Linked DNA regions of Homo sapiens: region 2 is linked to region 1. Evidence: read pairs that join two places in POLR2A ChIA-PET (ENCODE). Cell type or tissue: MCF 10A. All regions are shown on one strand. Each heading gives the region's core, and the rest is flanking DNA. Links, peaks and the distances in the headings are about the cores only.

The links. Peaks named below come from ENCODE experiments on the same cell type or tissue, not always from the same donor. Only the 100,000 strongest peaks of a DNase experiment are listed, where the experiment ranks them.
Region 2: POLR2A ChIA-PET joins it to region 1 with 5 read pairs; 2 of 35 experiments call an interaction of 5 or more read pairs at or near these places.

What each region holds. Positions count from the first base shown.
Region 1 is chr10:70,700,621-70,717,900 of GRCh38, forward strand. ADAMTS14 (ADAM metallopeptidase with thrombospondin type 1 motif 14) reads left to right here. Exons shown (of 22, transcript NM_080722.4): 3 at 1,692-1,848; 4 at 7,968-8,158. Among named protein-coding and RNA genes, the nearest start is that of ADAMTS14, 37 kb to the left of the region's middle. RefSeq lists enhancers at 1,233-1,734, 1,735-2,234, 5,444-5,944. In MCF 10A, for the core only: no CTCF peak of the experiment used is centred there; no DNase peak of the experiment used is centred there.
Region 2 is chr10:70,654,717-70,661,914 of GRCh38, forward strand. No RefSeq gene overlaps it. Among named protein-coding and RNA genes, the nearest start is that of ADAMTS14, 14 kb to the right of the region's middle. RefSeq lists an enhancer at 6,162-6,231. In MCF 10A, for the core only: no CTCF peak of the experiment used is centred there; a DNase peak (open chromatin) is centred at 1,985.

The sequences.
Region 1 (17,280 bases), core at 8,894-11,393:
GTCCTGGGGCTAGTACCTTCCCCTTCAGGCCAGGGGGTTTGAGTTGAATTTCTAATCCTTGCAACCAGGAACCTGATGGATAGTCATCCTTCAGGACCCACAGATGGCACCTCCTTTGGGACACGTGTCCACACTTCGTCATAGCACCGGGCAGGACGTTGGCAGCCCTCGGCTCTTGGGCCTATTTTTTCCATTTGTCCCTGCCCATAGGAGGCACACAGTAGGTATAAAGTCAAAGTGCTCTGCATGGATGCATGGATGCTCAGTATAAGGTTTGACGTTGACATTTTAACAAGCACACCAGAACTTTTGCAGACAGTTGAGTGTTACCTGACAAAATGGTGACAGGGAAGCCTCAAATTTGTTCCAATAATGCCATTTGTCCCTGGGAACATTTCTTGGCCTCCTGATTGGGCCTGTTTATGAAGCACAGAAGGCAACCATCTTGGTTTGGCTCCAAAATGATGTTTTCTGTTTGATCCACAGAAACAGCTAGAAGGGGCAAAGAAAAGGTTGGCTGCTGCTGGAGGCTTAGTGATGGGTGTTCAGTCGGACTTGGAGGGGGCTCCTAAGATGCAGCCTCAGAACAGAAGGAGGTGGGAAAATGGGTGGAATGGAGTTGTGTTGTCACTGGAGTTCCAATTCAAATGGAGAAGGTCTAGTGAATTTATAAAAACACTTCCTTCATTCACTGCTTCGTGTTCACAGCTGCGCTCCCAGTCCTTGGTATGTAGTAGGCACTCAATAGATATTTGTCGAACGAGTGAAGGAATTCAACAAATATTTATTTGCTAAATAATGCCTACTATTTTCCATCCACCACGGTAGGTGGGCTGCTCTTGGTACTTTGTAGGATGACATGGTGTGTGTGTGCGTGTGTGTGTATGTGCACGTGTGCATATGCAGACACACATACACGAACCCACATCTAGTTGTATGTTTCATTGGCCCCTGTGATGACCGCCTTCACTGGGGGATAATAACACATTTTCTGGACTTTGCCAACATATTTTTTTGTTTTTATTTCCAAGGCCAACACCTGATTTTTTTAAAGGGAATATTTGATGTAGGGAATCATTAGATTAAAAACATGCATTCCTGGCTCATTTATCGTGAATGAGCATTAGCTGCCCTCCTCCCCGGCCTCCAACCCCCATCCTGCCATGTGCACACCCACGTGCTTTCAACCTGAAATAACAGCGCTTCATATTGGAGTGGGGGACAAACACGCACCTTAGGGATAATGAGCCTTTGCCCCTAGGATCTTCCTGTCTGCCTCTAGGTAAAGCAAACCCCTGTGATGTGCTTCGGGCTGGAGTGCAGTGCCTTGGTGTATGTGCATGTGCCTTATGGCAGTGGCTTTTGTGCCTCTGCTTTTTATAAGCAATGGAAGCTCTGATGTAATGAAATTTTATGTAGAGCCCCATGGATAGACAACACTGTAAAAGTGGATCTACTTTGCTGAAAGGAGGGTGGGCCCCTTTGCTCAGCTTTCCTACCACCTCCTCCCACTCCCCTGCCAGGGCCTCATAGAACATCCTGGAATCCCAGGGCTCCTCAAGGTCCTGGAGGAAGAGCCTGCAAGCATGTAGGGTCACATATGTGCATTCACAGATGCTCGCCTGTCGGCTGTACTGTGTGTTCATGCCTCTTATTTCTCTCTTTCCCGCTGCTTGCCGTCCCTGGTTCAGGCGGGCCTCATCCGCACAGACAGCACCGACTTCTTCATTGAGCCTCTGGAGCGGGGCCAGCAGGAGAAGGAGGCCAGCGGGAGGACACATGTGGTGTACCGCCGGGAGGCCGTCCAGCAGGAGTGGGCAGAACCTGACGGGGACCTGCACAATGAAGGTAGGCTGTAGGTAGGGGCCTGTGTGCTGCTTCTCTCCCTACCTCTGGAGTGTTTCCCGGTCACTTCTGTCCTTAAGCTGTCCATGTCTGGCCTCAGTCTTCTTATCTGTAAAATGGGACTGGGCCACATAGACCTGCTGTACTGGCAGAGAAACCCCATTGCGTTCTAGAAGCTGCTGTAATTGGCTGGAGCTAGGGGCCAGAGGAGTCACTTGTGTCCTGAACTGTGGTCCCTGGGACTCCAGAGGTCTCTGAGGAGCTCACCATTGCTTCTCAAGGCTATTTCTGAGGCAAGGCAGAAGGTAGAATGCCTGCAGTGAGTTCTTCCCCCCTAAAATTGACTCAACCCTTGGGAGCCACAGGAAGGGAGTTATTAGGGCACCTGCAGGGAGGCTGCCTGGTGTCTGGGCGTCATGGTCAGCTTTGTGTCCCGTAGACCATTTTACAACCCTACCTTCAAGTCTGTCTACTGTGTGACCCTAGCAAGTTACCTAAGATTTCTGAGCCCTCATTTTCCTCATCAGTAAAGCAGAGATGATCCATGTCTACCTGTAAATGTTATATGTAATGGTGATGGTATCTGTGAAAATCCCAGTATAGGGCTTGGCATGTAGTAGGTGCTGGATAAATGGCAGCTCTCCTTACAGTATTATTAAGGGTAACTGCTGACATGTTAGGGTGGGAACCCCCTGAGGGAAGGGGTGTCCCTGCGCCCAGGCGACCAGTGCAGGAGGCTACACACCAGAGGCACTCAAGACTTATGGTTGGGCGAATGAAACTGGATGTGACAAGTGCTGGTCCTAGGCCCGCTGGTCAACTTCACAGTGTCACAAAGCTCCTTTGGCCAAGAGGAGATGAGGAGGCCATGGGTGAAATCTGGTTATGACTGGACCGCATCCTTGTGCCAGCTCCCTATGGGACTGGGCCTGGTGTGAGAAATGCCTGGAAGCTAGTTGTCCTCACAGACAGTGCATCCGTTGAAGCTCCAGTTGCTCTCCAAGTATCACTCATAAGAGAAGCTGTGGCACCAGAGCCAGAGGGTTCTGCAGGCCTAAGGTGGGGAGGGCAGGGCTGGCGGGGCCTCTGAGCACTGGCGTGGATTTCAGGGCACCCTTCTCTCCACCAGGGTTGAGAAGAGGGCTGAGTCTCCCCTGGGCTCCATTTTTTAAAGGACGATTCTGAATCCAAAGACCATAAGGTCCCCTCTTTTAGGAAGAGACGTTGGGGAAGTCCAGCTCCAGAGCTGTGAGCCTGGAACCAGCTGCATCACCAGCCACCATGGTGGGCAGCTGGGAAGCTGAGACCACTGAGCACACGGAGCTGGAGTTCAGACCCAAAGAAATGTGGCTGCGACTCTTGCCCCACACCAGGCTCCGGGGCTGGAACTCCAGTGAGGCCAGGCCCTGGTCCATCTACGGGCCTTCCTTAGAAAGACCAGGGGCAGGAGAAGACTTTCTTGGAAACCTGTGACTTGTACTTTTAGTTGAAGGCCAGTCGTGGGGCTGAGCCCAGTGTGGGGAGAAGCATTTCTAGGCGTGCCTGTCTCCATTTCACAGCTTGATTAAAGCCAGAGGCTTCAGCTCAGCTCTTTGGGTCTAGTTTTCAGCACACAGAGAGGTGCCTCAGAGGCCTGGCCAGGTGCTCAGAGCCTGCCTAGCAGCCGGCTAAAGGCTTTTGGGGAATCTTCCTCAGGCTGGGGACCTTCACATCTCCAGCTGTGGCTGAGGCTGTGGAGGGGATTCCAGCCCCCTGCTCCACTGTCAGGGAGTCTGAGGTGCACCAGTGAACCTGGAGTGGAGGGGACAATTCCTCTCGGCACTCAGTAAGGCCTCAGCTGCTGCTTCCTGAAAAGGGCATGTGTGGGCCCACACACTCACATCTACCCATGCACTCTCCCACACACTGACACCCACACTCACAAACACAGACCCATATACCCGCACTCACCCTTACTGGCACACACCCATGCACCCACACTCACACGTGGACACATACCACCCATACACTCATGCTCACACACTGACACAAACACACGCTCACAAACACACACCCATACACCCACACTCACACATAGACACACACCATCTATACCCTCATGCTCACACACTGATGCAAACACACGCTCACAAACACACACCCATACACCCACGATCACACATAGACACACACCACCCATAGATTCATGCTTACACACTGACACAAACACACGCTCACAAACACACACCCCCTACACCCACACTCACACATAGACACACACCACCCATACAGTCATGCTCACATACTGATGCAAACACATGCTTACACACATCCATACACCCACACTCACACATAGACACACACCATCTATACCCTCATGCTCACACACTGACGCAAACACACGCTTACAAGCACACACCCGTACACCCACACTCAAACACTGACAAACACATGCTTATACCCACCCGCACTCACACACCTGCATACACACATACAGACCCCTCTATACACTCATACACTCTCACAACCCCACATCCACACACTGACACCCCCTACATACTCACACACCCCTTCACACACTCGCACACTCTCAAACACACTCATACACACACATGCTCATATACACATACTCTCATATATACACACATCCATGAATGAGCCCCAGAGAAGAGTTAGGTGATCCTTTCCCAAGGCTTTGGTGAGAAATTGAACCGTTCAGAGTCCAGGGGCAGGAATTCCCGGTGCTGGGCCACCAGGCTCAAGCTGGCCCTCACCCCGCGGCCCTGCCTTGGCCCCTGAGGCTGCGTCCTGGATGCTCTCCTGCTCCTAACGCTTCCCTCTCCTATTTAATCCATGGTCCTACTCTCTGGAGCCCCGTTCCCACCCCCAGTTCCCTCCTGAGGACACTAATGGGGTATGTGCTCCTGCAGCCCGAGCTCGGGCTCTCCGTGGGGCTGCCCATGCCAGGGCCGCCAGCCGGGCTGGGGCTCAGGGCGGCTGCTTTACAAGCAATTGAGATAAAATTCACCATTTTAACCATTTTGAGGCATATGATTTGGTGGGTTTTTAAAACTATATTCACAATGCTGTGCAACCATCACCTCCATCTAATTCCAGAAGATTCCCATCCGTTAGTTGTAGTCACTCCTGTTTCCCTGCCGTCCAACGCCCCCTGGCAACCACTAATCTACTTTCTATCTTTCTAAATAGGATTTGCCTATTCAGAACGTTTCATGGAATGAAATCATGTGGTATGTGCCTTTGGTGCCTGGCTTCTTTCACTCAGCATGTTTTCAAGGCTCATCCATGGGATCGCCTGTCTTGATGCTTCTCTTTATGATGGAGCACTAGTCCAGTGTATGGGCATGCCACATTTATTCATTCATCTGGTGGACACTGGAGTTGTTTCTATCTTTTGGCTACTATGAAATGCTGCTGTGAACATTCATGTGCAAGATTTTATGTGAACATACGTTTTCAATTCTCTTGAGTACATACTTAGCAGTGGAATTACTGGGTCACATGGCACCTCTAGGTTTAACTTTCAACTGTATTTTCAAAGCAGCTGCACCATTTTACATTGGCTTGGGGCTTCTTGGATGGCTCATGGCAGCTTCCCAGTGGCTGGTGGGCCCTGCTCTGCCCTGAGGGTTGTCTGCTCCTGTCATCCTGAAGGATGAGGGACCCACAGAAGAGGGTGTGGCTGGAGCCCCCCCACAGCATCCAAGGCTGATGCTGGCTGGTCCTCCCCAATTCCCCAGAAAGTCTGCAGAGAGAGAATTATGGCTGTGCCCCGATAGACAGTGGTCATGGCTGGGGGAGGCCTGAGTTTACATTCCGGGCTGTTGTCATGAAGCTGCTGCGTGACCTAGGGCGAGTGGGGTAACCTCTCCAGCCTTCCTGTGACAGGCCTGGCAGGGAGGGCTCTGAGGGGTCAAGTGTGGCATTCCACTCGCAGGGCTTACACTTCTGAGCACAGCCCATGCGTTGGGAGTGACTGTTATTTTTCTCCCTGCTCCATGGAGAGAGCCTTGCGCCTTCCCCTCCCCTGCTGGGGGCTGCCCTCCTCTCTCCCAGGAGTTTGGCTGTGGGCTGCTGCGCTTGCCATTGGCTCAGACACCAGGGCCACCAGAAGCTGCCTGCAGTGTGAGCTTAGAGCGGTGCCAGCCTCAAGGGTAAGTGAGGGAGAAACCCACCTGAGCCCTGCTCACCAGGCTGTGTGTCCACCCAGAGGGCTTTCCCTGCCAGGCCAGTGGCCACACGTTTTTCCAGCTCTTAAGTCTAGGGCTTTGTTCCTTTGCACTATAGCACCACTCAGCAAAGAGGAGATAAAAACAAATGGTGACACCAAGCCCTGTGTGTTCCCTGTTACCTGTCCTCAGATCCCCATTACCTGAGCACCCGTGTGGGTAGCAGCGTAGAGGCGGCTCGGGTCTCTGCAGAGGTTCCCATGGATGCATCCATGTGCATCACCCACGTGTGGACGGGGTCTGCACTCACTCGCTCCCATGTGTAAAATAAACAATCACAATGGATTGTGCAGGGGCAGGGCCCTCTGCCCCCTGTGCTGAAGCAGGTTATCTCCTGCTCTCTGTTCAGCCCCAGCTTCAGTGACCCCTCCTCTGGATGCCTTCCCCAACAGGTCTGGATCTCCAGTGGGGTGCCTTCTCTGATCAGTCCTGCTGTAGTCTTTGATATTCCTGTATTGTTACAATCCAATTTCTTATTTGTCCCCTCTACTAGGCAGTGGGCTTAAGGGCAGAGGCCCGGCCTTTATCACCTACCCACCGTCCATCCATTGACTAGTATGGGGCCCCTCCTGCTGCCACACCCCTAATACATGCTGGGGATATTGTGGTGGCCTCTTCACATCCTCAGTCCCAGCCTCCTATCTGGGGAGTTCTCAAATAACTGGGGATAAATGAAGGTTCTTAGAAATTAATGGTATGAGTATCAAAGCTTCAGAGTGAGATGGAGGGAAAGTCATTAAGAGTTAAGGCTCTGGAGCCTTCTTGACAGACCCCAGCCTCCTGTCCTGCCTTCTTAGCTTTCCCCGTGAGTCTCCATGCACCCTCACTCCACCGCCCCAGCAGAGTGTATTCTATCTTCATTCAGGCTATAGCATAGATGACTGACAGCGCTCAAGTTGTTACCCTTCTACGTGGCGGCATAGATGGTAATGTTTCAAAGCATGGGCTTTTGATTCAGACAGACCCACATGAGAAGCTACTTAACATCTTTGAACTTCAATGTGTTCACCTGTGTAATGGGGACAACAATCTGATAGAGTTGTTGTAAAGATTAGACTAGATTGGGTTGCATTAGATTAGATTAGAGGTCAGTAAAGGTAAGGCCCAGGGCCAGATATAGCCTGGCAGCTGTCTTGTAAAGGAAGTTGGATTGGAACACAGACACACTCACTCACAGTCTCATCTGCGACTGATTTTGTGCTTCGGTGGCAGAATCGAATGGTTGTGACCGAGAATGAATGACCCCCAGAGCCTAAAATATTTATCTGGTCCTTTACAGAAAAAGTTTAGTAACTCTTGGATTATATAATACAAGTTAATAAATGCTATTTTGCTTTTAGCCAAAAGGGCAGAGCAGCGATGGTGAAATCTGGGGTCACTGACAGTTCTTGGGTGGGATTTGAGAGGCTCAGTGCTCACAGGAGTATCCCGGAGTTCCTCAGATGCCCTATGGAGGCCACAGTAGCCCCATGACTTTTCTCCTTTATGGAGATATTGCCAACTTTGATTTTTACAGCAACCTTGTGGGTTAGAGATAAAGGGTGGTTCATCTTCATGTTATAAGAGAGACAATGGAGGCCAGAGAAGCGAGGGATTGGGCCTGGGACGCCCACAGAGATAGGATGAGTGGCTCCCGGAACCCAGGCTTTCTGCTCTGGGCCAGTTCTCACCCCTTTGCTACTCATTGCTTCAAAGATTTAGCAGTGCCCTCATGGCAGGAAAATGGCTCTTGCCCATGAGTTGACCTAGTATGGAGCAATCCCTCATACTACTTTACTTACAGAGGCAGGGAAAGGGGCACCAGTGATGGGGACAGAGGTGGGTGGTGGGCAATGTCACAGTGACAGCCCCTCCTGTGGGTTGGACCTCACTCTCTTCCTGTCTTGGTTCCAGCCTTTGGCCTGGGAGACCTTCCCAACCTGCTGGGCCTGGTGGGGGACCAGCTGGGCGACACAGAGCGGAAGCGGCGGCATGCCAAGCCAGGCAGCTACAGCATCGAGGTGCTGCTGGTGGTGGACGACTCGGTGGTTCGCTTCCATGGCAAGGAGCATGTGCAGAACTATGTCCTCACCCTCATGAATATCGTGAGTGTCCATGTGTCCTAGGACTTGGGGGGAGTGGGGTGGGGTGGGCCCCACCCCACCCCACTGGGCCCCAGTGCTGATCCAAGTGGAAGTTTCTGGGGCCTGGTATTTTTTAGGTGGATTTGGGGAAGTCATTGCTTGCTCCTTAGCCCAGAAGGCACACCCTTGGCAGCCAGGTTCGATGGTGTAATGAGCCTGAATTGGCCTGACTTGCGTCCCAGGCTGTGGCCTGATCCCAGCTGTACATACCTGGGCTGAGGTGACCCACCAGGCCTCCTGCGCTGGAGCCTGTGGACAGTGGGTTCTGGGCTTGGACACATTCAGAGTCAGGGTCAGGCGTGGCCTGGAGCCTTGCTTGTGTTGGAGTTGAAGGGACTCTTCTGGGACTCATCATCTGGAAAAAATGCCCACCCCCAGGCTGGGGAGACTGGCCGAGGAGCTGTCAATATGTGAAGTGGGTCCTGAGACCCTGACGTTGGCCCTGGGTGTGCACAGACAGGCAAGGAAAATCAGGGATGTGGGCAAATTCTAAGACTGCATTGAAGCAGAGAGCCCGTGCCCTTAGCTGCTGCCTGTGGCTGTCCTGCAGAGATACAGGACTCTCGTCACAGAAAAGCTAGTTTTTCAAGAAAAGTCAGAAATGTAGTTTTTTTTTAAGTGTTTAAAAAATTTCATTATGGAAAATTTTAATCCAGATATTTAAGTGAACATTTCCAGTTTTTTTTTTTTTTTTTTTTTTTGAGACGGAGTCTGGCTCTGTCACTCAGGTCGGAGTGCAATGGCACAATCTCGGCTCACTGCAAGCTCCATCTCCCGGGTTCACGCCATTCTCCTGCCTCAGCCTCCCAAGTAGCTGGGACTACAGGCACCTGCCACCATGCCCGGCTAATTTTTTGTATTTTTAGTAGAGACGGGATTTCACTGTGTTAGCCAGGATGGTCTGGATCTCCTGACCTCGTGATCCGCCCGCCTCAGCCTCCCAAAGTGCTGGGATTACAGGCGTGAGCCACCGCGCCCAGCCTACATTTCCAGTTTTTAAATGTTAAAAGAGAAACCCACTGTGGATGCCAAACAAAATACACTATAGGCCACAGGTGGCCCCAAGTGAGCATCCCTGGGCTAAAGGGGCAGAGACAAGGAAGAGCAGGAGGGAAAGGAGGGTGAGAGCATATGGCCTTTGTCAGGGTGCCTGTGGCTGTGTGGTTCTGGGAAAGGATGGGGACCTGTCTGGGTGAGGTGAGACCCAAGGTAGAAATAGTGCAGGCAGGGGCCAGATGCTGGGGATGGGGGCCGGACCCTCAGCCCTCCCCTATGAAGTGTAGTACCGGAGGCAGGTGACCCATTGGGATAGACCCCAGCTCAGCATGGGACACTGTGCAGTCCAGGCCTGGGGGAGGTGGGCAGTGGTGCACAAGGGAAAATGCCACGTCAACAGGAGGCAACAGGGCAGGTGCCCTTCACCTCTGAGCCTCTGCAAGGTGACCAGGTTAATGGCTCATCATAAACATTCATCTGGAACACCAGAGCTGAGAAAGAAGATATGTACGTGGTGGGTCCTGAAGAATTTGAGTGAGGCCTCTTTTGAAGGCCAAAGCTTCCAGCCCCTGCATGGGCCCTCACTGGCCTTGATGTTAGGGCCCTCTGCCCCTAGGCCTGTCTGGAGAGGATAAAGAGGCTGGCTAGCTGTATGATCATACAGACCGAAAGATGACTGCAGTATGCCAAGGCCGGGATAGAATCACCTTATCCTCAGTCTAACATGGGCAGTGCTGGGAGGCTGTAAGAGATGTGCAATTGATTGTGCTACGGCACTAAGAGGAATATTAGTGAATCGGCCAAGAGCACACAGTCTGACTCGGCCCCTTCCTGTCTTTGTGACTTTGGGGGCGAGTTACGAACCCTCTGGTGTGTCTCTTCTGCACTTTGAAAGCAGCATTAACAGTACTTACTACCAGAGGTTTTGGGGAGGATGAAATGAGCGCATGGTGCACAGCATGGCCATGCAGAGCATGCGCTGTCAGTGGGTGGTGGTTGGTGATAATAATGTGACCTTCGTGAAGTGACTGGTCATGCATTTCTGGGAACGGGACAGTTGATGGGGAGAAATGTCAACCCCACGTCATGTCAGTCCCCTTGGAAACATTGGTAGGGCGCTGCCTGGGTCCATAATCTGGCTGCACCTTTGACGAGGTGGTCACTAGGGGGACAGCCCCTTAATGTCTCTGGGACCTTGGGCAGGGGACCTGTGTTGCTCAGGGATCCATAGGATGCAAATGATGAAAACCCAACTCAATCTAGATGAAGACAAAAGCGGTAATTTCTTTCGTGGGTCAAATTGGGGGAGGGACAGGTTGGAGCCAGTTATAAGAGTAATTGGAACTAGAGGAAGTTTTCAGGTTCGCTTCTCTGTCTGTGACATGCTGATTCTCTCTGACCGACTTCTCTACCAGACATTCTGGCCACTGACAACACAACGCTGACTCCTATCCCCATCCATGGCTGGAGACAAAAGGAGTTTCCCCTCTGGTTCCCAGGCAAAATCTCCCGAAGCAGGACTCTGATTGGCCTAACCTGGGTCACGTGCCACTCTTTGGGATGATCACTACACGTTAGAGAGGGAGAGCATCAGTGCTCCAAGGCTGGAGAGCAGTTAGACACAGCCATGGCCGCTGGAGAAATTGTTCTGAGCTGGCCAGTCACCCCAGTTTGTGTCTGCTACAGTTTAGCCCCTTAGAGCCTCTGCTTTTTCATGATAGTGTCTGCTCTTGGGTTTGTGAAGATTTAGTATCCAGGGTATCTAGCACATGCCTGGCACATAGTGGGTACTCAAGTAATGTTTTCTGTCATTAGTATTGTTACATTGTTTGTTTTTGCGTGTATAAGTTGTTCCTCGCCTGAGTTTGGGAAAGTGAGTTCCCTGAGGGGAGGGGCTTTTTCTTTTTAGGAACCCCAACAGCACACACAGCACAGGGTCTGAGACCTGAGAGGTGATTGGTAAACGTGGAGGCGAATGGTATCCACGAGAGAAGCGGGTGGCCGGCACCCATTGAGATGGCAGCAGGAGAGAGCAGCAGAGTTCTGTCTGCAGTGTCAATATCAATAAAAGAGCAGGAGCAGAGATCAGCTCCAATGACAGGAGCCCAGGGAGCGGGTGGGGGGCTAGAAAGTCTGTCCCTGGCCGCCCCTGTGTGTGGACACTTCTTCCATCCCAGGAGCCTAGCATGTGGTTTTGGACACAAAGGGCAAAGGCTACCACATGGAGTTGTTTGAGAAAGAGAGAGGGAGGGGAGGGAGAGGACGCCTATGAATCTGAACACACCCACCATGCTGGAACACTTGACCGCCCACCCAGACTCTGCAAATCACAGGCCCAGCCTGAGGCCGTAGCTGGGGACCGATCCCATTAGTAGGAGGCCACGCTGAGAGCCAGGTTTGGCCCCTGGAGCCAGCAGGTGGGGGACAAGAGGAAGGGCAGGAAAGGGGAAAGGGGTAGGGGAGACCTCAGGATGCCCAAGAGTGGTAGGAACCTGGGTCCCACGGCCCAAAACTGGGGCTGAAGACCCCAGGACTGTAAGCCAAGCCCTATTGCAGCCCCAGAATCCTTCACTTTGTTAAAAGATAATTTTCAGGAAAAGGTAAACTCATGACTCTCATAGAGAAATAAAAATGAACATATGTTAAAGATTTGACTCCACATTAATGAGGGAACCAGGCAGATGTTATAACTCGTTCAAAAGAGAACCCAAGGACAGAAACATTATAGATTAGGAATTTTATAATGAATGTGCAAAAGGAGACAAAATTGATGTTGTGTAGGGTGGGAGGGAAGGCTGTTTAGCCTCTGCCAGAGAAGATGGAACCTGCCTGCGTGCAGACAGGAATTTTGCGTTGCTCTTAGTGACCCATGGTGCTCTCTGCTGTAAGGGCACTTTCTCTGCATCCGATTCCGATAAGGGGGAAAGACACGCGGTGGCAGTGCCTGTCTTCCATTGAAGCACAAGTTTTTATTCTCTGGTTTGAGGCCTGACCAGGTGTGAGGAGTCTGATGACTTGTCCTCCTTAAAAATCTCTGCCCTCATTCCCGGAACTAGCGGAGTGGCAGCATCTCCCAGGCTACAGCCCTGGATTGGACTGGGTTACAGCCCTACACAGCAGTGTGGTGGGATTCTGTCTCTTCTGCAACTCTGTTCTGCCACCTGCTCCTCACTTCCAGGATTCTGGCTGGGGTTAGGAGAGTGAGAGTGCCCAGGGCAGTGGCGGGGGTGAGTTTTCTGAGGGGGACCACAAAGTTGTCTTGGGTGATCTGCTCCATTCTTTCTCTCATCTTTCAGAGAAACTCTTTCAGAGGTACCCTGGGGGACCTCCATGAATTCTGTTGCTTGGCTTCTTAACTCTTGGTTGGACTGAGGTGTCGGCAGGTTCTGGAGGGTGGATCAGGCTTGCTGGAGCCCTGCTCCCCAGCTGGCTTCACTGCCAGCCTTGGCTAACATCCATTCATTTGTTCAGAGCTGGGTGCTGTGCTACCTCTGTGGGCCCTCTGTGGGATGAGGTATTGGGTGGGGTGGGGTGGGGGTCAGGGTTCTTGTGGTTGCAGGTGACAGATCCAGCTCACACTAGCTGAAGCCAAAGAGGGGTGTATTGGCAGGGAGCTGCTGACATGCCCACAGAGCCAGTGGGGCAGGAGCCCCAGGGGCCACAGGATGAGGGCTTCAGGCCCATTAGGGCACCGTCCCCTACTCTGCTGGCCTGTGCTTGTCAGTGGAACCCAGCAGCAGATGGGCTTTCTCCCATGATGGGAAACAGGAACAACCCAGGTCCTCACACTTAGGACCCAAATGCCAAAGGTCTCTTTCTTGCCCTCCTAGGGAAGACTGGCTAGGGTGGGACATGAGGCTATCCCTGTATTAATTGCTGTGACTAGAAGGTTGGTTTGGGTCTGCTGGGTCACAGCTTGCCGCTGTGTATGGGGGTGAGTTGGAGCAGGACCTGTGCCCAGAAGGCAAGCAGCAAAGCATGCGGACAGGAAGAATGGCTTCCACAGTGGGGGACACAAAAGGAAGAGAAAACACAGTCCCTGCCCTCTGAGCTTATACTGCTGTGTGTCTGCAGACCACTGCACAAGATATAATTGCAAGCTGGGTGCCGTGACTCACACCTATAATCCTAGCACTTTGGGAGTCCAAGACAGGAGGATTGCTTGAGGCCAGGAGTTCAAGACAAGCCTGGGCATAGCAAGTCCCCATTTCTACAAAAAAATTTAAAAAATTAGCCAAGCAAGGTGGTGCACACCTGTAGTCCCAGCTACTCAGGAGGTTGAGGTGGGAGGATCGCTGGAGCCCAGGAGTTCAAGGCTGCAGTGAGCTATGATTGTGCCGCTGCACTCCACCCTGGCCAACAGAATAAGACCCTGTCTCTAGAATTAAAAAAAAAGAATATCATTGTAGAAATTATTAGTATTGTTTTTGAGCAACCACTGGGAGCCAGACTCTTTGTAGACTCGACCTCATTTATTTAAGTCTCCCCATAACCCTGTGAGAGGTCTGAGTAGCCTCAATGTCCTTACATAGAAACTGGCGTGCAGAGACAGGCTGTAACTTGCTAGTCTGCCCTCTGGTAGGCCGTGGGGCTGGGATCTGAGCACCACTGTGTCCACTCCAGAGCTCACCCTCTTCCCCAGGCCTGGTGCCAGCTGGTGCTGTCCGTGGCTGGTGACCCAGCTGTTATGGTAGAAAAACTTTTCTCCACCCTCTTATGTTCAGTACTGGAGGGCTTGTGAGTTAAACTGAAAGAGATGGACTGGCAGGAGAAAAGAGTTGATTTGCCAGTTCCTTGTATATAGGGGTGCTCCATGATGAGTACCTCAAAGGGGTGGTGAAAACTGGGGGTTTGGCCAGGTACAGTGGCTCACGCATGTAATCCAGTACTTTGGGAGGCTGAGGCAGGTGTATCACCTAAGGTCAGGAGTTTGAGACCAGCCTGACCAATATGGCGAAACCCCGTCTTTACTAAAAATACAAAAATTAGCTGGGTGTGGTGGTGCGCCTGTAGTTCCAGCTGCTCGGGAGGCTGAGGCAGGAGAATTGCTTGAACCTGGGAGGCGGAGGTTGCAGTGAGCCGAGATCGGGCCATTGCACTCCAGCCTGGGCCACAGAGGGAGACTGCAGTCTCAAAAAAAAAAAAAAAAAAAAAAAAAAGAAACAAAACCTGGGGGCTTATATTCTTAGCTTAATAGGGAGAGAAAGGGGAAGGGAGAAAGGTTTCTTTAGGAAAGACAAGTGGGTTTTTAGGAGAACTAACGGGAGATGAAGTTTGTGATAATGCTTACTTAAGCAGGGTCAAGTGGTATTTCTGTCTTTATGACCGTGAAATTCCCTTAAGGGGATTTCTGACAACCTCTTTTCCCAGATGCTGCTGCTTTTAAGGAAAGCTGAGAAGGCTTCTTTCTGCATCTGTTGGCTTTCAGATGTCTTCAGCTTACACTGATCTGTATCCTAATGCTGGGGTTCCAAATGGGCCCTCACACAGGCTGGGAACAGGACCCCAGGAGAGGGAGTGCTTGTATGCATGTATGTCCTGGAGGGGCCATGACCTGTGCCAGCTCCTACAGTCTCTGCTTGGTGAGGGGCTCCACATGCATGGTTTCTGGGCACTGTGTGCCCTCAGCGAGGCCCCTTCCAGACCCACTGAGTGGCCTGGTCTGAGCCCCTGATAAGGGCTCTAAGAGGGTCAGCTCAAATGATGGGGGTGAGGGTGGAGGGGATACTCTTTGGGGCTATGGGAAAAACAATGAAACCCACTGCTGAGGTGGAGAGCTGAAGGCAGCGAAGTTTGGAAGGTAGTGGGGAGAGTAGATGGGAGCTTGTTCCCCAAGCAGAATTTGGGAGCTTCCCTTGGAAACCAGAAGAGGTCTTTTGATGGGCTATAAGTGAGATGTTTCTTTCTATTGGGCAAAGTGTACTTTTGAAACTTGGCATTCCAGGGCTGGCCTGGCCTGAAACGTGATGCATTCAGAAGGGGGTAGGAAGCCCTCCAATCTGGAGTTATAAGAGACCACGTGGATGGTGGCAGGAGTGGGTGGGAAGTTCTCTCTGAGCCCTTGATGTTCATGATGTGGAGGCCAGCTGCCCACTTATCCTTCTCTGGTGTTCCCCTGACGTCCCTAGGACTTTACTGTTGGAGGAAGGCAGGCTCAGTAACCCATTCTAACCTTCTTGGCCAAATTAACACATTCTGACTTTTGACCCTTGACCTCTGACTCATGCATGACTCAAAGCTGTGGCCGGGGAACATTGTCAGTTTCCACTGAAGACTGGGCCCCGAGGGCCTGCCTTGGTGACTGCTGTTTGGATAGTCTTGGTCCTACCTTCCTTCTCCCCACAATCTGCCAGAAAGTGGGTGAGGAGAGAGGAGAGTAATGATCTTCCCAGAGGTTCTGGAAGGCCGCTAGAGGCTAGGTCTTCTGCTCACTGCTGGGTTGCCCTGTGAATGTGGGAACAGAAAGGGCCTGCGATGGGTGAGGGGCACAGCTGAGGCAGAGCTTCCCCTGAGGGAAGCCCAGTTCCTCTTGGGGAGAGAGGCTCACAGCATTGAGATGGACTGCGGCTTAAAGGAGCCATGACCTTGCAGACCTGCTGCTGCCATCGCGGGTACATGGGCGGTGTGGGGTTCTGGCTTCCCCCGAACAGGTGCAGAGGACGGACAGTCAAACTTCCCAGCAAGGGAAGGAGAGCAGATGGGGACCGACAGTCTGCCTCCCTGGGGACCAGCAGCTCATCCTGTCCATTGTGTGGAAGCTTTTATTTGGCTGGGATGCTTGACGCTCGAATTGCCTTAGGGGATTTCCATGGGGCCAGTAATAACAGCTTGCCTTTGCATTCCCCTTGGAACACCTGTCTGCTGTGACCATTTCTGATCCTGATTTCCGGGGCCAGGTCTGGGCTGGCGGGACCAGAGGGAGGAGATCTGGTTCCTGGGATGGATGGTCCCATTGTGCTCTCAACCCAGGGAGGAGGGGGCAGAAGCCATTAGTGAAGCACCCAAAGTTATCTGACAAGGCCCTGGGCACTGCTGTCAGGGGCAGCTGGAGGGACAGTCTGGGTGGCCCTGCCTCCTATATGTCTTTTGCATTGACCTGGGGAGGTGCTATGGATATTCCTGCAGCTTCAGATGATGCGACCGGGCTCCCCGCTCAGCCTTGTCGCACACGCTGCTGGGCGCTGTCTTTTTCTGTGCCTGTTTGCACATCTATACTGGGTCATCTTCCTTAAGACTTCTTCAAATCTCAGGACTAGAGAACCATTTGAGCACTTTGAAGCATAAAGGGGTAGTTGTTTTCAGCATTTAGTGAGTACGTGTTGTGTGCCTTGTATCACAGACAGACTCCCATCGTGGAAGTTTTGGTCTGGCTGCAAAAACAAGCCTTAGTCCTATGGAATAATCAGGGAACCACTGAGAATGGTACCAGTACCAAGGAGCTTAGAGGGGGTGCTGTCCCTGTGGGGTTGTGGAGAGAGGAGGGCTGTCTACAGGGGCTCATTGCTGAGCCTGCCCTGGGGGAGAGGGCAATTTGGAGAGGGGAGGGCATGTGGGCCAGGGCGGCAGACAGCACAGCAAGGTTGTGGGGGTAGGGTTGAGGAAGGAGACCCAAGTGTGTGGCAACAGGTGACAGAAGCCTGCAGAGACCTCCCTGGCATCTAGGTGTGGCGGGATGGCTGGCAAGGCAGCAGTATGGACTGTGGCGTAAAGAAGAGGCATGAGAACAGCTCCCCGTGGTGGCATCCAAGGTGGATCTGCAGGTTCCCAGGGTCCTCTCCTGGCCCAGGGGTGATGGACCAGTTCTCTGGGGCGAGGACCTCTTTGGACATGGGGATATTGGGGAACCTCCTAGGGCCTGGAACTGGAGCACAGGGAGGGTGAGAAGAGAGACAGAGAGGCCCTTTCATCATTTCCTTCCAGCCAGGTTGCAGCCAGAAGCTTCCAGTCTGTTTCCTCTAGAAACCCTCTTGGCAGCCAGCCTGTCTGGATGATAGGTGCCTGGTCCACCTCCACTCCCCACCCTGCCCCACCTGGCTGACAATACATAGATGTTGGGGTGGTTGCCGGGACAACACTGGCTAGCACCT
Region 2 (7,198 bases), core at 447-2,946, 54 kb before region 1:
AGGCGGATCACTTGAGGTCAGGAGTTCGAGACCAGCCTGGCCAACATGGTGAAACCCCATCTCTACTAAAAATACAAAAATTAGCTGGGCGTGGTGGCGGGCGCCTGTAATCCCAGCTACTCAGGAGGCTGAGGCAGGAGAATCACTTGAAACTCTGCAGTGGGGTGAGATCGTGCCTCTGCACTCCAGCCTGGGCTTCAGAGCGAGACTCTTTCTAACAACAACAACAACAACAACAACAACAACAACAACAACAAAACCCCCAAAGCTTTAGAGCAGGAATGAAAGCAAGGAAAATACACTTCGAAGAGGCCCAAGCAGGTAACTTGAAGAACAAGTGCAGGACTTGACCTTTTGACTTGGGGTTTTATACGTTGGCATGCTTCTGGGGTCTTGCGTCCCTTCTCACTTGATTCTTTTTTTTTTTTTTTTTTTAGATAGAGTTTTGCTCTTGTTGCCCAGGCTGGAGTGCAATGGTGCAATCTCAGCTCACCACAACCTCCACCTCCCAGGTTCAAGTGATTCTCCTGCCTCAGCCTCCTGAGTAGCTGAGATTACAGGCGTGCTCCATGCCTGGCTAATTTTGTATTTTTAGTAGAGATAGAGTTTCTCCATGTTGGTCAGGCTGGTCTTGAACTCCCGACCTCAGGTGATTTGCCCACTTCGGCCTCCCAAAGTACTAGGATTACAGGCATGAGCCACCATGCCCGGCCTTCTCGCTTGATTCTTCCCTTGGGGTGAGCTGCCCGCGTGCACGGTGGCCTGCTAGCCCTTTGGGGGGTAGCATGTGCAGTGTGTTTACTGGAGTTGTACACATGCTCACCCGAGGAGTTCTTCCCTTTTACTGGTGGAATGCTCCTGGAAGGTCAACTCCGCCATTTCGTGTCTTAATGCACGTGCTTGAGCCCACTCGCCCAGCTCCTGAGATCTTATAGGAAACTGATGATCACCAGTTTTAGGTGTTTTCTATCTACAGGCAGAATGCCTTTTCCTGGTGCTGGTTGAGACCTATTACTATTTTAGAGAGGCAGTGTGACAACTGCCTAACCATCACCTAATGATCGCCTGATTTTCCTGGTGGGGTGTAGGGGCCCTCTTCTGCCCTGTTCATGTCTCACTAGCTACCCACCGTAACACTCCTGAGCACACTATTGGAGCTGGTGGGGTTTTCTTTGCAAATGCCACCATGTCACCCATAGCTTGGCCTGCAGGTCCCTGCACTAGTGCCAATGTAGATATTTTCTTTCCAAATCTAATCCCTAATTTACACACCCTTTGTGATGATGAGTTCAAATTCTTAGAGAAATTATTTAGCCCCCTGGAGAGACTGCTCTCCCAGTGTGGAGGGCTGGGGCTGGGGTCATATGTCAACATTGTTCAATGTGACACATATTTACTGAGCACCTACTCAGTGCCTATCCCTGGTGAGACAAAAGATGAGTGAGGAATGGCACCTGCCCTTGAGAAACATATAAGAAATGCTTCAGCAAGAAGCGTGTGTCTTTCTCTTGACCATAATGGCAATCTCCTAACACTGGAATAGGGTTAAGAAATCATAAAGAGTTCATGCATGTGTTCGTTGATTCATGAAGGCTTTATAGGGCCTCTACTTTGTCCCAGGCTCTATGCTAGACAGTAGGTAAAGCTGAATTGAAGGTTTTATTTTGCAGTTATTAAGCCTGTGAATAATTTCAGCACAGGAAGCCTACTGTGCCTTTCAGCACAGTTGACTTATGTCCAAGGTACAGATGTGGAACAGAAGAGAGAGTACTGAATGATGTTCTGGTGGGAGAGCAGGATGGTTCTGTGTCTGGGAGTGCTTCACGGAGGAAGTGGCTACTGAAAAAGGATTCAAAGGAAGACTCAGCTTGCCAGGCGGATGCATGGGGAAAAGGCATCCTAGGCTGAGGAAACAGCCTGTGCAAAGGCCTGGGGGCTGAGTCATGGACCAGCAGGGCTCAGAGGCTTTGCAGAAGTGATCTCATCCACCCACTCATAGTTCAGATGAGGCTGGGATGCAGAGAGCGGAAGGCACTGCCTAGAGCTACTCAGCCAGTTAACCACAGAGTTTTGATGGGAACCTGGCCTCCTACCTCCCAGCCACAGCTGGTATTTTCTTCTGCTGGGGAAATGCTACACATCATACACAATACCATCTTTACCACTTGATGGATCACAAGCAGGTATACATTTAAGTCATCTGAATTTAGTTCAAAGTTTGCAAATGGAGAGCAGAATTAGAGGGGCTGGCTGTGCTTTCCATGGGTCCAGATATATAGTGGGTGCTCAGTAAGGGTCTGTGCCCTCCTCCATGGCCAGATGTGGTCGGGGGGTGGGGGCGGGAAGTAAAGGCAACTCCCTGTTCTAAAGGAACACATGGATGACAACTTCCAACTTAGGATGACTTGAAGCTGGGCTTGTGAAGGCTCTGAGCAGCTGGGCTTGGAAGGCAATAATTTCTCAGGCAGAGCATGAGTACCTCTGTGTCTCCCAGTTTGAAAGGGAGCAAGTCATCCTGAAAATAAGCAAATGTCACTTCACCTCCGACCTGGCTGCCCTTTCAGTGGGTGCAGCGAATAAGGCCTTCTCGGTCATTCCGGGCTTTCAGTTTATGGGACTAAGAAAAAGGCAGAAATGCCAATAGTATACAATCATATCTATTTTATTATGCTTTGCTTTATTATGCTTGGCAGATACTCCATTTTTAAAAAACAAAGTAAAGGTTTGTGGCAATCCTGCTTTGAGCAAGTCTATTGGTGCCATTTTTCCAACAGCATGTGCTCACTTCATGTCTCTGTGTCACATTTTGGTAATTCTGGCAATATTTCAGACTTTTTCATTATTATTATATCTGTTATGGTAATCTGTAATTATTGATCTTTGATGTTACTATTGTAATTATTTTGGGGTGCCACAAACCGTGCCCCTAAGACAGCAAATTTAATCAATAAATGTTGTGTGTGTTCTGACTGCTCCACCAACTGGCCATTCCTTCATCTCTCCCTCTCTTTTGGCCTCCCTATTCTCCAAGACACAACAATATTGGAATTAGGCCAAGTAATAACCCTACAATGCTGCCTTAAGCGTTCAAGTGAAAGGAAGGGTGGCATATCTTGCTTCAAATAAGAAGCTGGACATGATGAAGCTTAGTGAGGAAGGCATATGGAAAGCAGAAAAAGGCTGAAAATGAGGCCTCTTGTACCAAACAGTTACAAATGCAAAGGAAAAGTTCTTGAAGGAAATTAAAAGTGCTACTTCAGTGAACACAGGAATGATAAGAAAGTGAAGCAGCTTTATTGCTGATATGGAGAAAGTTTGAGTAGTCTGAATAGAAGATCAAACTAACCATAACATTCCCTTAAGGCAAAGCCTAATCCAGAGCATGACCCTAACTCTCTCCAGTTCTATAAAGGCAGAGAGAGGTGAGGAAGCTACAGAAAAGAAGTTGGGGCTGGGTATGGTGGCTCACACCTGTAATCCTAGAACTTTGGGAGGCCGAGGCAGGTGGATCACTTAAGTCCAGGAGTTTTGAGATCAGCCTGGGCAACATGGAGAAAACCTGTTGCTACAAAAAAAAAAAAAAAAAAAATTAACTGGGTGTGGTGGTGCATGCCTGTGGTCTCTGTTACTTGGGAGGCTGAGGTGGGAGAATCTCTTGAGACCGGGAGGTGGAGGTTGCAGTGAGCCATGATTACACCACTCCACTCCAACCTGAGTGACAGAGTGAGACCCTGACACACACACACACACACAAGAAAAAGAAAAAGAAAAAAAAGTTGGAAGCTAGCAGAGGTCAGTTTCTGAGGTTTAAGGAAATAAGCTATCTCTTTGATGTAAAAGTATAAGCAGCAAGTGCTGATGTAGAAGCTGCAGCAAGTTATCCAGAAGATCTAGCTAAGACCATCAATGAAGGTGGCTACACTGAACAACAGATTTTCACTGGAGACAAAGCAGCCTTATATGGGAAAAAGATGCCATCTAGGACTTCCATAGCTAGAGAGGAGAAGTCAATGCCTGGCCTCAAAGCTTGAAAGGACAGGCTGGCTCTCTTGTTAGGGGCTAATGTAGCTGGTGACTTTAAGTTTAAGCCAATGCTCAATGGCCATTCTGAAAATCCTAGGGCCCTTAAGAATTATGATAAATCCACTCTGTCTGTGCTCTAGAAGTGGAACAACAAAGCTTGGATGACAGCATATCTGTTTAGAGCATAGTTTACTGAATGTTTTAAGCCCACTGTTGAGACCTACTGCTGAGAAAAAAAGATTCATTTGAAAATACTACTGTTCACTAACAATGCACCTGGTTACCAAGAGTTGTGATGGAGATGTACAAGGAGATGAATGTTGTTTTCATACCTATTAACACATCATCTGTTCTGCACCCACGGATCAAGTAATTTTGACTTTCAAGTCTTATTACTTAAGAAATACATTTCATAAAGTGATAGCTGCCATAGATAGTGATCCGTCTGACTGACCTGGACAAAGTAAGTTGAAAACCTTCTGGGAAGGATTCACCATTAGAGATGTCATTAAGAACATTCATGACTCATGGAAGGAGATAAAAATGTCAACATTAACAGGATTTTTTTTGGCTGCCCAGTGCATATAAAAGTTATATTTATGCTATTACATGTACAATAGCATTATGTCTAAAAAACAATGTATGGACCTTAATTTAAAAATACTTTACTGCTAAAAAATGCTAATGATCATCTGAGCCTTCAGCAAGTCATAATCTTGCTCAAGTCTGGAAGTCTGGAGTTTGTAAGAAGTTGATTGCAACCCTCATGAATGACTCTGAGGGATTCAACATTTCAGTGGAGGAAGTAACTGCAGATGTGGTAGAAATAAGCAAGAGAACTAGAATTGGAAGAAGAGCCTGAAGATGGGACCGAATTGCTGCCATCTCATGATCAAACTTGAATGGTTGAGGGGTTGCTTCTTTATGGATGAGCAAAGAAAGTGGTTTCTTAAGATGAAACCTACTCCTGGTGAAGATGCTGTGAATATTGTTGAAATTACAACAAAGGATTTAGAATATTCCATAAACTTAGTTGATAAAGCAGTGGCAGGGTTTAAGAGGATTGATTCCAATCCTAAAATAAGTTCTACTATGGGTAAAATGCTATCAAACAGCATTGTGTGCTACAGAGATGTCTTTTGTGAAAGGAAGAGTTAATCGATATGGCCAATTTCATGGTTGTTTTATTTCAAGAAATTGCCACAGCCACCCCAGCCTTCAGCAACCACCACCCTGATCAGTCAGCAGCCATCAACATGGAGGCAAGACCCTCCACAGCAAAAAGATTATGACTTGCTGAAGGCTCAGATGATTGTTAGCATTTTTTAGCAATAAAGTATTTTTAAATTAAGGCATGTACATTGTTTTTTAGATATAATGCTATTGTACACATAATAGCATAAATATACCTTTTATGTGCACTGGGCAGCCAAAAAAATTGTGTGACTCACTTTATTGCAATATTTGCTTTATTGTGGTGGTCCAGAACCAAACCCGCAACATCCCCAAGGCATGCCTGTATGCCTTCACTGCCCTCGGGGTTTTTTTTTTGTCTTTTTTTTTTTTTTTTTTTTGAGACAGAGTCTTGCTCTATCTCCCAGGCTGGGGTGCAGTGGCATGATCTTGGCTCACTGCAACCTACACCTCCCGGGTTCAAGTGATTCTCCTGCCTCAACCTCCCTAGTAGCTGGGAGTATATGTGTGTGCCACCATGCCCCACTAATTTTTTATATTTTTAGTAGAGACGGGGTTTCACCATGTTGGCCAGGCTGATCTCGAACTCCTGACCTCATGATCTGCCCACCTTGGCCTCCCAAAGTGCTGGGGTTACAGGTGTGAGCCACCACGCCCAGCCGCCTTTTCAATCTTAACTAAGCATTTATTATGTACTGTGGCTGTCACTTTTGCAGTTTCAGGTGTGACAGCAAAACTAGCATGAACTTCTTTTTCCTTCTTCACAATTTCACAGAAGATCTTCGTAATCTCATTGTACAATTTTTTTTTCTTTCCTAATTAAGTTGAAAACTTTCACCTTTTCAGTTAAAAGAAGCATGATACAGCTTCTCTTAGGCACAGCTGCATTGTCAGTATCACTACTCTTGCGTCTTGGGGCCACTGCTATGTAAAGTAAGAGTTACTTGAACACAAGCAAGATTGCCTGGCTGATCTGATAACTCAGATGGCTACTGACTGACTAATGGGTGGGTAGTGAAGACAGCATGGGCACGCTGGACAAAGGGATCATTCATATCCCAGGCAGGATGGATTAGGACAGTGCGAGATTTTGTCACACTACGCTGAACAGCATGCAACTGAAAACATGAATTGCTTATTTCTGAAATTTTCTATGTAATATTATTGGACTGTGGTTGACCATGGGTAACTGAAACCTCAGAAAGCAAAACCATGGATAAGTTGGGACTGCTGTATATAGAATAGTCTATGATATGATATATTAAATACACCATAAATAATACATTGTATAATATAATGCTTTATAGTATAAACTATATAAATTAAATATTAAAATAGAAATTACATATTTAAAATATAAATATAAAATATAAAGACATGCATTTAATATATATGAGAAATATTTAAAGAAGGCAGAGCATAGTATGATAAACACCCTCCCACTGCATCTTAACAGTTTACCCTGTTGTCTCTACCCCAGTACACGACTATGGTTGACTGTAACACCTCGATGTGAGTGAGAAATTTGAATGCAGGTTTTACATCTGTAGCTTTTTAAGTCCCAAAGCTGCTCCTCCTCATAGAATCCTCCAGTGGCTACTGAGAGCCCTCCGGATAGGCCAGACTCCCGCACAGGGTCTTTGGAGGCTTGTGAGATTGGATCCCTGCCCACATCTCCCCACCAGCCCCTCACGCTCTGGCTCCTGTTTTGTTCCTTCCACCAGGCAAGTGGCTGTCTCCTCCTGGGACGTTCTGTCCTCCTCTTCCCCTTGCCAACTCCTGATTATCCTTCAGGCTTTGGCTGAAATGGCACTTCCTCCAGGAAGCACTTTATGACAGCTCCAACATGGCTGTGGCTACCGCCCTCCAGCACCGTGCCTGCCCCGGGCCCAGCATGTCAGTCCTCCCTCCCCCAGGGATTGCCTGACCCCTCCTCTGTGACTTTCACTGTTTAGTGAGCTCCGGCACAGGGATTGGCCTG